2 separate regions of the Homo sapiens genome follow, and region 1 is linked to region 2. The links are chromatin loops, found by intact Hi-C in ENCODE. Cell type or tissue: heart left ventricle. All regions are shown on one strand. Each heading gives the region's core, and the rest is flanking DNA. Links, peaks and the distances in the headings are about the cores only. Region 1 has its middle 160 kb from the start of TRIM33. Region 2 has its middle 23 kb from the start of BCAS2.

Region 1 (8,336 bases), core at 231-8,230, 200 kb before region 2:
TTTTACAGCTGCACTGTGTCCTTGAGGAAAATAATGTTTTCTGTGAACTTTGCAGCTCACTTTATCCATGTCATTATTCCGGCACGATAGTCGGCCGGCAGATTCTTTCTTTCTTATGTTCAAAAAGAGCATCTGCTTGGCCCAGCCTATCTTTGCAGGCTGCTTCCCAGCTCAGGCACAGGGTGTCCTCGGGTTCCGCTTTCCCCCAGCCCAGGTCTCATCAGTGATACTAGGAAGAAGGCTGTCCTTCAGGCCACTCTCCTGAAGGGGCTGCGGACATAGCCGGTGTCCTGCTGAATGAATTCCACATGAAAATGGGAGCTCCAGCTCCAGAGCTGGGTAAAGTCCCTCATTCAGTCTACTTGGTCAGGATGGAAGCATCCTGCAATGCCCACCCACCACTCCTTGCTCCACTCTGCCTTTCCACGTGGAAGCACGTGTCCTCCGGCAAAGGATAAACTGCTTAAACAAGAAAGAAGTTTCTCTCCAGGTGACAGTCCGGAGGTAGGCAAGTGGTCCAGGGCTGGTGTGTGGCTCTGCCATCCTCAGGCATGGCTTCCGTTTGCAGCTGCAAATGGCTAGTACAGTCCTTGCCAATGCCTAGCCAGCAGGCCAGGAAAGACATGGGAACACACACTCAGTCCTCTTAAGTGCAAGAATATAACATTCTGGGAACTAAGGTGTATGATTTCAGCTCATTTGTCATTCGCAGGACTTGCTCAGGTAAGGGAGGCTGGGAAAGAGACTTGACTTGGTGGCCACGTGCAGGAGCTGTCAACCCTCTCCTAACCCACCACTTAGAGACAGTGCCCTTCTTGTTGGCTAGCCTCTTCCATCCACAGGCAAATGCGTCCTTTCCTCTTTTGTCCTGTCCTAGTCTCTAAAAGAACCAGAGATGTTAACATCTGAGCCTCCCCTGAGTGCAGACCAATGGGGACAGGGCTGCAGATCCTGGGCAGGGATCTCCGTGCTGATGGTGAGGAGACATTGTCAGTGGCCCTTGCTCCACCAGAGTCCTCCCTGCAGCGCCCTTCACCGCCCAGCCCCCTTGCCCACCCCTGTCATTTGGTGCTCAATTTCAGATGCCTGCCCATCCCCTGCCTTGCTCCAAAGAACTTTGGTAGGTAGAGGAGGCACTGCTCCAGGGCCCCAGGAGCATGGGAGTATCCTGAGGCCAGTCGGTGCCTCCAGGGCTCTTCCCGGCCTCCTCCAAACAGCATGTTCTCTTCTCCCTTCCTTGGGGCTAAAAGGAGTCGGACCATGTGAGAGTGGAGGGTACTGAGGTTGTGCTGGCCTTTGTGCTCAGCACCCTCCATCCACTGCCACCCACCTATGCCACTCTCTTGGCTTGTTGACTGGCCAGGCTGGGGACGCAGTTTTCTTACATGTCCAGAGCAAAGCAGTAGAAGACAGGCCAGCACTGCAAGCTTGAGCCTACGTGCTCCAGCATCTCCGAGCTCCCAGGCATCCACCCACCCCACACCTCAGCCACTGGCTCCTGGGCCCTGGCAAGTGCCACATTCCTGATGTGGTGGACGCTGTCCCAACTCATGTCAGGCCAGGCCCAGAGGCAATGGGAACTGATGGACAAGATGGATCACCACCTCCCCACCTACACAATTATTGTAGACATCCCACCCGAAAGCTTGTTCTATAGTTGCCATGGAGGAATGCCCCAGAGGAATGAATTGGTACCAAGGTCATAGTGACTTCATGCACCAAACGCAGGGAGGTATAGCAGTGAAGTGCATAGACTTGAAGTCAGGTTAGCTGCGTTTAAATCTGAGGTCTACCACTTCCCAGCAACTGGGATCTTGAGCAATTATTTAACTCCTCTAAACCTCAGTTTCTTCATTTCTAAAATGAGACTAATAATGGTAGCACACTTCATAATCATCAAGGAAGACTAAAACAATTGTTACACCAAAAGTGCTTAAAACAGGGCCTAGAACAAAATGAGCATTTCATAAATGTTGGCTATTGTTACTTTTCTAGAGGTCTTTGGATTCAATGAATCAATATGACAATACATGACCTTGTGGAAAGACACTAATGGTGGTCTCCCACACATCAAGTCACAGAAGTGGGGGACATAGTTTTAGGGCATTGGGAAAGCTGGTGTTGCTCACAGGGAACTGTCTGATGTAGAAAAGGGCTTCCCGGGAACTGTGAAGTCAGAAAAATTGGTCAAAATCATACTGATTGCTGTTAACATGTCGGAGGCAGGCAGGCTGCAGAGACAAAGCCTCTGGGGTCTCCTGATCACCACTGCGTAAAACCCAGGTTATTCTCCAGCACCCCTAGGACAATCTCACCCCACAAGCAAAAAGGATGGTTGTGTGAACCCTGCTGTTGTAAACCTGGGGCTGGGAAAAGTGAGACCAATTTGTTGGATAAAGATGTGAGGACATTTAAGCCCTTGCCATGCATGAAGTTAGGAAGATGGCAATCATTTTTGCTTATAGCAATGCCTTAAAACTTATCCTATATCAGCAGCTGTGACTGGGAAGAGCCCTGTGCTGGGAGTGCAAACGAGACCATGAGCTTCTTGAGGTAGGTGTGGATCTAATCAATTGCCTGGCACACAGATGATGCTCAGTAAATATTGGCTGGATGAAGTCAGGAAACCTGTGTTCCAGTCTCTGCTCTGTAGGGAGCCAACAGTGTCACCCCGGTCAATATGCCTCTCCTCCAGGGTTGCTGTTCCCCATCTGCCTCTAGACTTGATATCTGAGATTCCATTGAGCAGTAAGATTCTGTCCGTTCCCAGCCTAGGAGCTTGCTGCCCACCTAAGGAGACCTGTCTTGCTGTAAGACCCTCAGGCCTTGCCCTCCTCAACCTCAGCAGGGAGACTGCCTGCCTGAGTTGGAGGTGGTGTGTGTGGTGGAAAGGCAAGGCTCCATGTTTTTTTCCTTTTGACTGCTCGATAGTGGAGCCTCAGACCCCTTGCAGGAGGAATGAGTCGGTGTGGGGAGGGTAATTGAGCCGAAACTGGCAGGAGGAGGAGAATAGGTGCAAAGGAAGTCAGGGCAACCAGCTCCCTGGGGAGAAGCTGAGAGGCAGCAAGTAGAGGCCGAGCCAGAGATGATAGGAGAGGGCCCAGCAGCAGCAGCGAACAGCAGTGTGGCTGGGGAAGAGCAGATGGGGCTGGCAGATGGGAGCTGACAGGCTGCACGGGCTGGCAGGCAGCTCAGCATTTCTCAAGAGGCAGCTCCGCTGAGCAGCCAAGGGGAGATGGGGAAGGCTGAGCTATCAAACCCTTTCTGCTTCCCAATCATGTCTTTCTCTAGGAGACCTACAGGAGAGGATTGGGCCTAAGAAGTCAGGGTTGCCTCCCACAATTAATGATAAAATTTCAATTCGAAATCAATAACTTAATGGAATGAGATTTCTTTTCATCTGAATTGGGAAGCATTCATTAAATACCTACTCCGTGGCAGGCCCTCAGTAGGATGCTAGGTGAGAAGGACCTCTCTGCCGTGCAGGGGAAGCTCAGTCAGGAAGTAGAGCAGGCAAGACCTCAGACTCCAGGCAGACAGTACCACAGTACAGGTGGGCAGTGGGCCAGCTGTGGGGGAGGAGGGAGGGCCACTGGAACTGGGAGGGGACGTAAGACAGGAAGGCTTGGCAAAGGCAGCAGCATGCAAATTAACTCTCCGTTTTCACATGGAGGAGGTAGGGCCTTCTGACTGTGTGAGTCAGCTTGCAGGAAAGTGCAAAAGCCAGTCTGAAACATAAAGAAATATTAAGACATGCAAGGCCATCCTTGGTTTCCCTTTAGTCTGGTTTGCTTAAGGGAAGCTTTCTTCATCCAAAATAGAACGTGGTTAGGGGGTGGGGGAAGTAAGAAGCAAATCCTACCATCGTGCTCTGGATCCCATCTCCCACACATCTCCTTGCTGATCCCACCCTGGGACACTTACTCAATTGATTATCCCAGCTCTCTTCAGTCTCGAACTTCTCCTCTGTTGGTCCCTCATACCATCTTTGAACTTGATCCACTATCTCATTAATAAACAAACTATCCCCTTTCATGCTTACTTCTTCTCTGTCTCTTTCTCACTGTAGCTAAATATCTTTAAAACATGGTCTATATTGTCTTAGAGTTAGTCCTGCTGCTGCCTTAGTCTTGCTGAAGAATGGGAACAGAAGATGGAGATTCTGAATGGCCAGAAAGAAGGGCCTGGCCACAGACAGCTTTGCCTTTCTCTGCACCGACCAGGTAGGGATCACAGGCCTCAGTAGTGCCGATCCCTTCCAGGTTTTGTGCCAGAAAAATTCCAAGTCAAGCCCCTCAAAGGATCACAAACTGCACCATTGGCAATGGCTTGTTTAACCGAACTTGAGAACTGTTCTTGACCCCGCAACCTGGTATTGTCTCTAAAGGTTTTACCCAATCACCTGGGGATGCTGTCTTTCAACTCTCAGATTTGGAAGAGGATGAAGAGGAGGTACCACTCTATACTTCAGCAGCCACTTCAGTGGAACAGAAACATTCAATATCCAAGCAACAGTAGGCATCCTCCCACTACCCAGACTTCAGGATAGGGACTGGCTACTATTGCTGTCTCAAACCCAGGAAAGCGTCTGTCATAGACAAACCGAGCATTTTCCCTCCTCACCACCTATGAGATATTGCATGTCTCTGAAATCACTCAGGTTGCCCCAAGCTCAGTCTCCCTTTATAATTCCAGGAGAAGCAGTGATAGCAGTTCGCTTATCACAATTATAAATTCTCCTGCCAGCTACTACAATTCAGCATTGATGAATCCACAAAATGTATGGTTTAAGACTTTCATTAAATCCTCCTAATGTGGGCCAGTTGAAGAGGAGTTTAGTAGACAGCTGAAGAGATTAGAGATAGCTAGAGTGATAGAGTCCTGATGCCCAGGAGAATGGAAGCTGCCAAGATGTGGTGGCTTACATCTGTAATCCCAGCACTTTGGGAGGTCAAGTTGGATAATCACTTAAGCCCAGGAGTTTGATACTAGCCTAGGCAACATAGTGACACCCCATCTCTACAAAAAACTAAAAAATTACCCAGGAGTGGTGATGTATGCTTGTGGTCCCAGCTACTAGGGAGTCTGAGGTGGGAGGATGCATTGAGCCCATGAGGTTGAGGCTGCAGTGAGCCATGATCACGCCACTGCACTCCAGCCTGGGCAACAGAGTGAGAACTTGTCTCAATATAAAAAAATAAATAAATAAATGCAGTTTGTTGGTGAATTGAAAAGGAATCAGCCTTTCAGTCATGATGGGTAGCCTCTGACCTCCACTATGTACATCCCCACTAAAATTGGGTAGGTGTCCTGTAGGACTGAGACTCAGCAGTTAGCTGACCTCTTGTACAAATTTGGATGCGAATAGTTATGCGCTGACTGAAACATCTGGTCTGGTTTGATTTGAGAGAAAAGAAACATGGCAAAAAGGTTATGAATATGGAAGTGGAAGAATGGGAACAGAATGTGATGAGGCAATAAAGGATGAGGTCTGATGAATGGAGAGATTGTGTATGAAAAGTCCATGAGTCTATGGAACCAGCAAAGCATGAAAGGTTTAAGACACTTCATCAGTTGGGTTTTCTTGCCTTGAAAAAGGGGGAATAGAAAATGATTTGGTAAGTACTCCCTCTTTCACTTCCTTTGGAAGGGATTGGGCAAAATAAGTATTATTTCCTCCTCATATACGTAGAATTAGTTTTTTTGGTTTTTTGTTTGTTTGTTTTTGAGACAGAGTTTTTGAGACTCTGTCACCCAGGTGGGAGTGCAAGGGCGCGATCTCTGCTCACTGCAAACTCTGCCTCCCAGGTTCAAGCGATTCTCCTGTCTCAGCCTCCTGAGTAGCTAGGATGATAGGTGCCTGCCACCACGCCTGGCTAATTTTTGCATTTTTAGTAGAGATGGGGTTTCACCATGTTGGCCAGGCCAGTCTCAAACCCCCGATCTCAGGTGATCTGCCCACCTCGGCCTCCCAAAGTGCTGGGATTGCAGGCGTAAGCCACCATGTCTGGCCTAGAATTAGTTTAGAAAGCCATTTATCTGTGGAGTTTTCTTTAATGAAAGGTTAACTATAGATGCATTTCTCAAACGTTATAAAAATTTGCATCAGTTTTAATTTTTCTAGAAATTTGTTGATTTCGTCTAAATTTTCCAATTTACTGGCATAAAGTTGTCCATAAAATCTTGTTTTAGGCCCGGTGCAGTGGCTCACGCCTGTAATCGCAGCACTTAGGAGGCTGAGACGGGTGGATCACTTGAGGCCAGGAGTTTGAGACCAGCCTGGCCAACATGGTGAAACCCTGTCTCTACTAAAAATACAAATATTAGCTGGGCGTGGTAGCTGCGTGTACTCCCAGCTACTTGGGAGGCTGAGGCAGGAGAATCACTTGAACCCGGGAGGCAGAGGTTGCAGTGAGCCTAGATCGTGCCACTGCACTCCAGCCTGGGTGACAGAGTGAGACCGTCTCAACAAATTAAAAAAAAAAAAAAAGAGAGAAAGAAAGAAAGAAAGAAAAGAAGAGAAAAATCTTTTTTAAAAAATTCATTTTAGGGCCAGGTGCGGTGGCTCATGCCTGTAATCCCAGCACTTTGGGAGGCCGAGGCAGGTAGATCACGAGGTCAGGAGATCGAGACCATCCTGGCTAACATGGTGAAACCCCGTCTCTACTAAAAATACAAAAAATTAGCCAGGCGTGGTGGTGTGCACCTGTAGTCACAGCTACTTGGGAGGCTGAGGCAGGAAAATGGTGTGAATCTGGGAGGCGGAGATTGCAGTGAGCTGAGATCGTGCCACTGCACTCCAGCCTGGGCGACAGAGCGAGACTCCATCTCAAAAAAAAAAAAAAATTCATTTTAGGCCAGGCACGTGGCTCACGCCTGCAATCCCAGCACTTTGGGAGACTGAAGTGGGCAGATCACCTGGGTCAGGAGTTCAAGACCACCATGGCCAACATGGCAAAAATCCATCTCTATCAAAATATGTAAAAATTAGCTGGGCATGGTGGTGTGCACCTGTAATCTCAGCTACTGGGGAGGCTGAGGTTTGAGGATCACTTGAACCTGGGAGGTGGAGGTTGCAGTGAGCTGAGATCATGCCACTGCACTCCAGTCTGGATGACAGAGTAAGACTCTGTCTCAAAATAAAAATAAAAACAAAAATTCATTTTAAACTTTTAATTGTAAAATAAAGTGCAGATACAGAAAAATCATACAAATGTAGTTGTGTGAATTTTGATTGGGTTGACACCCACATAACTATTAATTGGACCAAGAAATAAAACTCTGCTGGCCACCCCAGAAGTCCCACCTTCTGACATGTTCCTATCACAGCCCACTCCCTTCCTCCAAAAGTAACCACCATTGTGACTTAATCGGTTCTTTGTGTTTCTTTAAGATTTTATAACCTGAATGCATTCTATTCAGGTATTCTGAACAGAATTTATAACCTGAATGCATTCTATTCAGTATTTTTTTAAGGCATGCCTTTTTTTTTTTTTTTTTTTTTTTGAGACGAAGTCTCCCTCTGTCATCCAGGCTGGAGTGCAGTGGTGCGATCTCAGCTCACTGCAACCTCTGTCTCCCAGGTTCAAGCAATTCTTCTGCCTCAGCCTCCCAAGTAGCTGGGATTACAGGCACACAATACCAGGCCCGGCTAATTTTTGTATTTTTAGTAGAGACGGGGGTCTCACCATGTAGGCCAGGCTGGTCTCGAACTCCTGACCTCAAGTGATCCGCCCACTTCAGCCTCCCAAAGTGCTGGGATTACAGGTGTGAGCCACCACGCCCAGCCTAACAGCATGTCTTTTAAGCCTCTTTTAATGCACAGGTTTCCCTCCTCCATCCCTTTTATTGCCTTGCAATTTTTCTGCTGATTATGAAGAATACAGGGCATTTTACCTGTAGAGTTTTGCACAACCTGAGTTCTGAAATTTGTTGACTGCATAATTATGGTGCATTTCAATATGTTTCTCTGTGTTCTGTCATTTCTACAGATTGGTAGTGGGATGTAAAGGCTTTAGACTCAAAGTAATGCTTTGCCAAGACTGTAGATAGGTTGGGTTGCATTCTTTAATCAGGAAGTGACTTCTGAACAGCCAGCAAAATTTGGAAGTGGATGAGTAAGTGCAACCAATCACCCTCTGCCACTTTTGGGGTGTGACTGGGGTCCTGCCCTACTTGGCTAATAGTGCCACCATTTGACATTTTATGCGTTTGTATTTGTTTGTATTTGTGGCACCATGAGAGTTTGCTTAGATTGGACTCACTGGCCCATGGAGCCATTTGGAATGGGGGAGAAGAATTCAGGACCTCACCCAGCCCCCTTCACGGGGGACTCA
Region 2 (8,336 bases), core at 46-8,045:
AGGTGGCAGTGAATACACAGATCAGGATTAGTGTGCCATTTCCAAAGTAAATGAATAGGATTTGGTGCCCAGTTGGATATAAGGATTAGGGAGGAGTCAAGGACAACAAGTCAAGTTCGAGAATCTTGCAGAGCATCCAGGTGGAGCTGTCAGTCGCAATACTGCTGGGGAGAGAGATATGGCTAAAGATACAGATTAGTGAGTCATCCACTTCACTGGTGGTAATTAAAGTCTATGGGAATGGATTGCTCAGGTTAGCTGATCCAAAACAGAGCCTTAGGGAACACCAGCATTCAAGCAATGGGCAGAAGAAGAGAAATAGCCCATGAAAATACAGAGAAAGATGGGTAAAACAGGTAGGAAGATAATTAAAATACTAAACAGAAAGCAATAAATACCATAAAAGAGGTACAAACAAAGTAATGTGGGAGTTCAAAGTAGGATTACAACTTAATCTGAGTCTCTGTTAACTCACCTGTAAAATCAGGTTGGACTAAGTGATCTCTGAAATCACTTTTGTCTCTAAACCTTTGAATCTATTCAGTGTCTACCATGTGCCCATTAACATGATAGATGCTATGGAAAGAAAGGCACAACCCCTACTCTAGAAGAGCTTTCTTAATTTAGTTTTTTGTTTGTTTTTAGAGATGGAGTCTTGCTCTGTCACCTAGGCTGGAGTGCAGTAGCGCAATCCTAGCTCACTGCAGCCTTGAACTCCTGAGCTCAAGCGATCCTCCCACTTCAGCCTCCCAAGTAGCTGGGGTTACACACACGCACAACCATGCCTGGTTAGAAGAATTTTCGGTTTACTGGGGAGCTTAGTCTCTGCACAGCTACTGAAACAAAACAAAACAAAAAAACTGGACAAACAAAACCCACTGGAGATGGAGATCATTTATAATTAAGGGTTGAATTTTGTGGCATAGCCTGTGGGCTGCAATCCAGAGAAGGAAGGTGTAATAATATGTGTATAGAAGCTTCGTGGAGGAAGAGAGTGGACTTGGGCTGGATTCAGATAGAGAAGAATAATGTGGGCAGAAATAAAGGTATGAGTTCACCTACCTGATAACTTGAAGACCTCGGCTGGGAATTCATGGGAAGTAAGGTTTTAGATAGGTAGCACAAGGCCTACCTTACTAATCAACTTATATAACTTAGTTGGGACTTAGAATAGACATGGAAGCAGTGGCGAGCTACTGTAGGTTGTTGGGCAGGTTTGTGATGTTTATTGTACGGGATATATTGATAGCTATTTTTATTGCACAAAATGTCTATCGCTATGATACGTTTTCCCATCGCCAATTTCACACTACAGTGGCTGCTGTGGTGTGCTGCCCAGATCACCTCGCTCCAGGTCTGATGCATGCATGCATGCCCCCACCTTCTGGGAGAGTAGACGGCTGGCAACTCTCAACTAAGTCCTTCTCCAGGACTTGCGCTCAGCTGAACAGAACCACTTTGCCTAATGTCCCACCACCTTACCAGGAGCAGTGCACATTAATGACTGGTTGATGAGCTTTACAAAGGCCCAGCCTCCCCACCCCAGTTCAGAAAAACCTTGAAGTGTCCTCCCCCTAGCTTCAGAGCCTCCTGGCTGAGGCCTTTGTTGCAAGTGTAGCACAGTTCATCTCCTGCTCAATCCTGCTTCCTTTGCTCTCAACAGGTGTTGATCCCAAGAATACTTCCTAATAAACTTCCTACATTCTAATTTCCATCTGTTTTCTGGGGAATCAAACTGAAACATACATGATAATTACGTTCACTCAACTTTTCACTCAACTTTTCATCTATGCTACTCAACTTTTTCATCTGTGGTACTCAACTTTTCATCTATGCTACTTAACAATTAAACTGTAGAAACATTTTATGAGCCCAGATTTTGGCGTGAGGAATGTTCTTTAACAATTTTGACATTTGTAGTTTAGAACACCAAGATCTACCTTTTATAAAACCTGCACTCTCTAAAATCGCACACCCATTTTGGCACTATACATTCAGTTCAGTTTTTGTGGAGACAGTAGTAGATACAAATAGCTAAGCATATGTAAGGAATATCAATCAAAAGGAAATAATGAATTGGTGGTAACTATGTCTTAGCAGGATATACCATAGGTTGATGGAGTGCATTGCTCAGTGTCTTGTATAGTAATACTCTTGGAGACACCAGGTACTCCACGGAGGTAGTCCACAACTGGAAATTTTACAGAGTGTTGTTTTGGATCACAAAGAAACTGTGACACCATTTGATTTTTTTTTTTTGCGTTTATCCAAAATATCTTAATCTATATACTTGGCACTTAGCACTACTTAAAAAAAAAATCACCAACTATGACACTATCAGGCAGCTCTCAGCTAAGCACATTACTCTCCTTTAGTTTAAAAGCTTTAGAACAAAGTTCAGAAATTTAAAACTTGGAATAAAAATGGGCAAAAAAAATTGTAAAGTTGGTGGTAATAAAGTGATCAGCATTGTTAGAATGGTTACCTCAGAGTGTTCAGAACATCAAAGTACCCCTGCAAAACATCTTGCTGAGACAATTGGTCTTGCAGCTTTTTTGGGGGGCGGGGGGGATGGAGTTTTGATCTTGTTGCCCAGGTTGGAGTGCAATGGCGTGATCTCGGCTCACTGCAACCTCCGCCTCCCAGGTTCAAACGATTCTCCTGCCTCAGCCTCCTGAGTAACTGGGATTACAGGTGCTGGCCACCATGCCCAGCTAATTTTTGTATTTTTAGTAGAGATGGGGTTTCACCGTGTTGGCCAGGCTGGTCTTGAACTTCAGACATCGTGATCCACCTGCCTTGGCCTCCCAAAGTGCTGGGATTACAGGCATGAGCCACTGTGCCCGTCTGGTAGCTCTTAAGAGGGAAAGATGAAGGGTGAAAAACGAGAAATTGTCCGTCTATATTTCCAATGGTCTATGTCCTTTTAAAATTTTTAATTAATTAATTTTTTTTTAAAGACAGGATCTTGCTCTGTTGCACAGGCTGGAGTACAGTGGCATGATCATGGCTCACTGTAGCCTTGAACTCCTGGGCTCAAGCAATCCTCCCACCTCAGTCTCCCTAGTAGCTGGGATTATAGGCATGAGCCACCCTGCCTGGCTCCTACATCACTTTTTTGTCCTTATGACATCGGTTTTTAAAAATGTCCTTTCCTCTGTTTGCAAAGGGCAAAAATAAAACCATAATAAAAAATAAAGTAAAATGTACTTTCCTCAACACGATTAAGAGATACAGTTTTAGAGACAAATAACATTCAGTGCTCACTGAAATTATCAAATTTTTAATATGGAAATAGATGGGTTTATATGGCATTCTTTATAATACAACAAATTCTGTAAAGGGAAATATATTGAAAATGCTGGGTCTGTAATTGACAGATTGCCAAAGAATAAATTATATCCTGTGCTGTAATTATGTATTCAGCAATAATGAATACTAGGAGAAAATAGCAAAGTAGTAATTATACCAATTACAATTGATTAGTTGGTATTAACATAAAAAGATGTGCTCATTGTGTTATACTCTATTATGTCACAAAAGGCTCTGATGTATTAAAGATAGTTGATTTCTTTATAAAGTCCCTTTTTATAATTGACTAAACTCAGTGAGTTTGGAAGGAAACTGGGAATTTGTATAATTACTCATGATAAAAATTTATTATGCTACAATTTTCATTGTTTTATGCTACTGTAGTTTCTAATTTTCTAATCTGTTTTTCCTGTGTTATTGGTATACTAGCACTGCATTTAAAAAAATGGAACAAAGTAATCCAAAAGAATTGTAATAACTAGAACTCATAAGTATCCACTATTGTTTATTTTTTGTTAGAAATTGAGATTTAAGGTGGCAAGGTAATTGCTACTCTATATAAAGTAGAGCTCTGTTTCTTTACAAATCTCCAAAGTGTGAATTTAACAATTTAGCAGGACTAATTATTTTAGACTTCTGGTGAGTTGGACGCACTTCATAATTTTAACAATAAAAGTGAAGTCTATGTGGGATTAAATTTAAACTCTGAAAAAAATGCAAGGATCCTTCAATATATGAAACATCAGAGTAAATTTAATTATCTCAATTTTCTCAAGTCATGTAATGGAAAGCAGGCAGGTATAAATTGCTGCTGCATGGGTAATTTATTTCACTTTTTAATGACCTTGTGCCCTCTATGGTCAAACAAGAATACTACAGGAAATAAGCAGGCCCTCTTTTAAAAGTAGGAGAGCATAATAGATAGCAGACTGAAAAGAAGATCTTGAAACTTAGTGAAAAGCCCAAAATAGAAAATAAGCCAAATAACATTTAAGTGTGACTAAGAAGATGTTCTTAGGGCTAGTTTTAGTGAGTGGTAAAATTTAATTGTAATTATAAGCAAAAGTCTAATATATATGGCCATTGACAGAATTCAATTTAAGACCACTTTGTTGTACACACATCAATAGCGTATTCCTTTGAATGCATTTAGTTGTAAAGTGTGGAGGAAGAAGGGAACACTGAGCTAAGATGAAGCTGAGCTTTTTATTATCCTGAATTATGTACCCTTAAAGTCCATATCTAAATTCCTTGACCAAATGTTTTTAAGATCTAGAGAAAAAAAAATATGTTAGAGAAACTGTTGGCTGAGTGTGGTGGCTCACACTTGGAATCCCAGCACTTTGGGAGACCAAGGTGGGTGGGTCACTCGTGCCCAGGTGTTTGAGACCAGCCTGGGCAACATGATGAAACCCCATCTCTACAAAAACCAGAAATATTAGCTGGGCATGGTGGCGTCTGCTTGTAATCCCAGCTACTCGGGTGGCTGAGGAGGGAGAATCACTTGAGCCCGGGAGATTGAGGCTGCAGTGAGCTGAGATTGTGCCACCACACTCTAGACTGTGCAACAGAGTGAGACCCCGTCTCAAGAAAAAAAAAAAGATTTCTGGTTGGTAAAATGTGGTAACTAAAAGCAGAACTTGAAAGTTGCACACATCACTTCAGTTCCTATCTCATTGGACACAACCTAGTCACACAGCATATGTACATGGTTGGATGGGAAGCTAGCAGTTAAGTTTTTAGTTGAGCATCCATATGCCCAGCTAAAACTTCTATTATTATAGGAGAGGATAACATATATTAGAGGGGCAAGTATGTAGTCCCTGCTACAGTAAGTCACTGAGACAACAAGTTCTGGGTTTACCCCTTTCCTTCTCAAAGACATGTAAAAATACAACCAAGTGAGATATGCATAGGGATCATCTTGAATCTGTATGATATATTTAGAAAGAAAGTTATTAAAAACTGCAGGTTTTGGCTGGGTGTGGTTCACACCTGTAATCCCAGCACTTTGGGAGGCCAAGGCGGGTGGAATACTTGAGGACAGGAATTTCAGACCACCCTGGCCAACATGGCAAAACCCTATCTCTACTAAAAACACAAAAATTAGCCAGCCGTGGTGGCATGTGCCTGTAACCCCAGCTACTCGGGAGGCTGAGGCAGGAGAATTACTTGAACCTGGGAGGCAGAGGTTGCAGTGAGCCAGGATTGCACCATTGCACTCCAGTCTGAGTGACAGAGAGAGACCTTGTCTCAAAACACAAAAACGAAACTGCAGGTTATTTATTTATTTATTCATTTAATTTTTTTTTTTTTAAGATAGGGGTCTTACTATGTAGGTCACAAGCTGGTCTCAAACTCCTGGGTTTCAGCGATCCTCTCACCTGAGCCTCCCAAAGTGCTGGGATTATAGGTGTGAGCCACCGTGCCCAGCTAAAAACTGCAGATCTTAAGTTACAGTGAATAACAAATTACTTGGCCCACATCTCTCAACAAACCACAATAGCCAGCTTATTGACTTTTATGGCTATTTCCCAGCACAAACTATGAAACAGACAGACCATCCCAGTTCTCCACTACTAAAATTATGCCATAATAAATATAACCTATTATATTTTTCTTTAGAAAGAAAAAAATCCTAGGGAGTAGTTGGGTGAACTGTTTATCATACTGGGCCAGCTAAGTGAAAGGGGTTACCTCTCTCTCTCTATTTTATAGAGACGAGGTCTTACTATGTTGGCCAAGTTGGTCTTGAACTGCTGGCCTCAAGTGATCTTTTCCCCTCCACCTCCCAAAGTGCTAGGATTACAGGCGCGAGCCACTGCTCCTGGCCAAGGGGTTGCCTCTTAACTCAGGTAAGATCCAGGGTGTAATAGACATGTTGTCATTATCTGCCCAACTACTTCCTCTCCTGATAGAAGCGCCATCCTATCTTACTTTGGGGAGCTATTACTCCAATCCAATCAACTGCCAAGCATAGTACTCTACCCTCAATTCTACAGGTATATGATCGATATCTGGCCAATCACAGTGCCCCCAAGTCCTAGCTATACTTCTGACTCTAAGGACTGAACGTGAAATTTAGAGCACATCAATCAAAATCCTCTGAAATAATATATACTGATATATTTGCTTCCTTCTAAGGCTGCTAAACTGAGATGATGTAAGTCTGGAGCTGCCTGTGGCTTTGGCCTCTGTTGTATAGAGGAAGCCTATTTGTAGGAGACAATATGGCCAGAAAGAGAAACAGAGAGATGAAAAACAGGACGACACGGGATCTCTGGAATTATTTTTTATATTTTATTTATTGAAAAAAAATTTTTTTTGAGACAGGGTCTCACTTTGTCACCCAGGTTGGAGTCAGCTGTGTGATCATAGCTCACTGCAGCCTGAAACTCCTGCCTGAACCTCCCCAAAGTGCTAGGATTACAGGCATGAGCCACCATGCCCAACTGGAATCCCTGGATTTAGTTGACGATGCAGCTAGTTCCACCTCTGTGCTTACAAATTAAATGAACCAATAAATCCCCCTTTACTGCTTAAGGTAGTTTTAGTTAGCTTTCTGTCACTTGCAAACAGACTTCTAATATCCAGAAATAGACTTCTAAGGATAGAGGAAGTGAAGTGGGTCTAATATAATAAATCTTAGTTCTCAGGGTAGAAAGCAGGGTGAAACAGAAATAGAAACTTCTGTTCATGAACAGGTTTACAGAGTGTCCCATTAGTCCAACTTATTTTTGATTCTATGGTATCCAACAAATTTGTATTGAAATTAAATGAAATGTGGTTTCTGTGTTCTTCTGGCACTAAATAAACATAGTACCTTGAGTGGCAGTCTTATGAATAATTTTCATTTTCTTTTTATCTGCATTTTCTGATTTGCCTATAATAAACATATGTAGATTTTTCACCATGTTAAATCAAACATTTATCATTATTCTTTATCAACTATTGTATTAGTTTCCTCAACATTTATCATCACTCTTTACCAACTATTGTATTAGTTTCCTATCAGTGCCGTAGCAAATTGCTATAAAGTGGGTGGTTTCAAGCAAAACATATTTATCATCTTACAATTCTGAAAGTCAGAACAAAGTGGGTCCGCAAAGCAGTTTCTCCTGGCCAACACTCTGATGGGAGATTTGTTTCCTTGCCTTTTCTAGTTTCTAGACACCACCTGCATTCCTCAGCTCATGGTCCCCTTCCTTCATCTTTAAGGCCTGCAGGTTAGCAACCTTTCTCCTCTCTAACCTTCCACCTTCTACCTCCCTCTTAAAAAGACCCTTGGAGGTCCACTCCAGACCCTGTTTGCCTGGGTATCAGCAGCAGTGGCCGCAGAACAGCAAATGGTGCTGCCTGATCATTCCTCTGGAAGTTTCGTCTCAGAGGGGTACCTGGCCGTGTGAGGTGTCAGTCTGCCCCTACTGGGGGGTGCCTCCCAGTTAGGCTACTCAGGGGTCAGGGACCCACTTGAGGAGGCAGTCTGTCCGTTCTCAGATCTCAAACTCCGTGCTGGGAGAACCACTACTCTCTTCAAAGCTGTCAGACAGGGACATTTAAGTCTGCAGAGGTTTCTGCTGCCTTTTGTTTGGCTATGCCCTGCCCCCAAAGTCTACAGTAACCAAAACAGTATGGTACTGGTACCAAAACAGAGATATAGACCAATGGAACAGAACAGAGCCCTCAAAAATAATACCACACATCTACAACCATCTGATCTTTGACAAACCTGACAAAAAAAAAGAAATGGGGAAAGGATTCCCTATTTAACAAATGGTGCTGGGAAAACTGGCTAGCCATATGTAGAAAGCTGAAACTGGATCCCTTCCTTACACCTTATACAAAAATTAATTCAAGATGGATTAAAGACTTAAATGTTAGACCTAAAACCATAAAAACCCTAGAAGAAAACCAAGGCAATACCATTCAGGACATAGGAATGGGCAAAGACTTCATGTCTAAAACACCAAAAGCAATGGCAACAAAAGCCAAAATTGACAAATGGGATCTAATTAAACTAAAGA

Evidence for each region. A loop is a pair of places that touch in the nucleus more often than their neighbours do. Peaks named below come from ENCODE experiments on the same cell type or tissue, not always from the same donor. Only the 100,000 strongest peaks of a DNase experiment are listed, where the experiment ranks them.
Region 1: a loop joins it to region 2, with 3.0 times the contacts of the local background. A loop is called at or near these places in 51 of 110 quality-filtered maps.

The regions. Positions count from the first base shown.
Region 1 is chr1:114,349,857-114,358,192 of GRCh38, forward strand. It overlaps the pseudogene LOC100421116. Among named protein-coding and RNA genes, the nearest start is that of TRIM33, 160 kb to the right of the region's middle. RefSeq lists enhancers at 2,644-3,144, 3,145-3,645 and a silencer at 3,011-3,305. In heart left ventricle, for the core only: no CTCF peak of the experiment used is centred there; a DNase peak (open chromatin) is centred at 3,565.
Region 2 is chr1:114,554,588-114,562,923 of GRCh38, forward strand. No RefSeq gene overlaps it. Among named protein-coding and RNA genes, the nearest start is that of BCAS2, 23 kb to the right of the region's middle. In heart left ventricle, for the core only: a CTCF peak has its summit at 4,179; no DNase peak of the experiment used is centred there.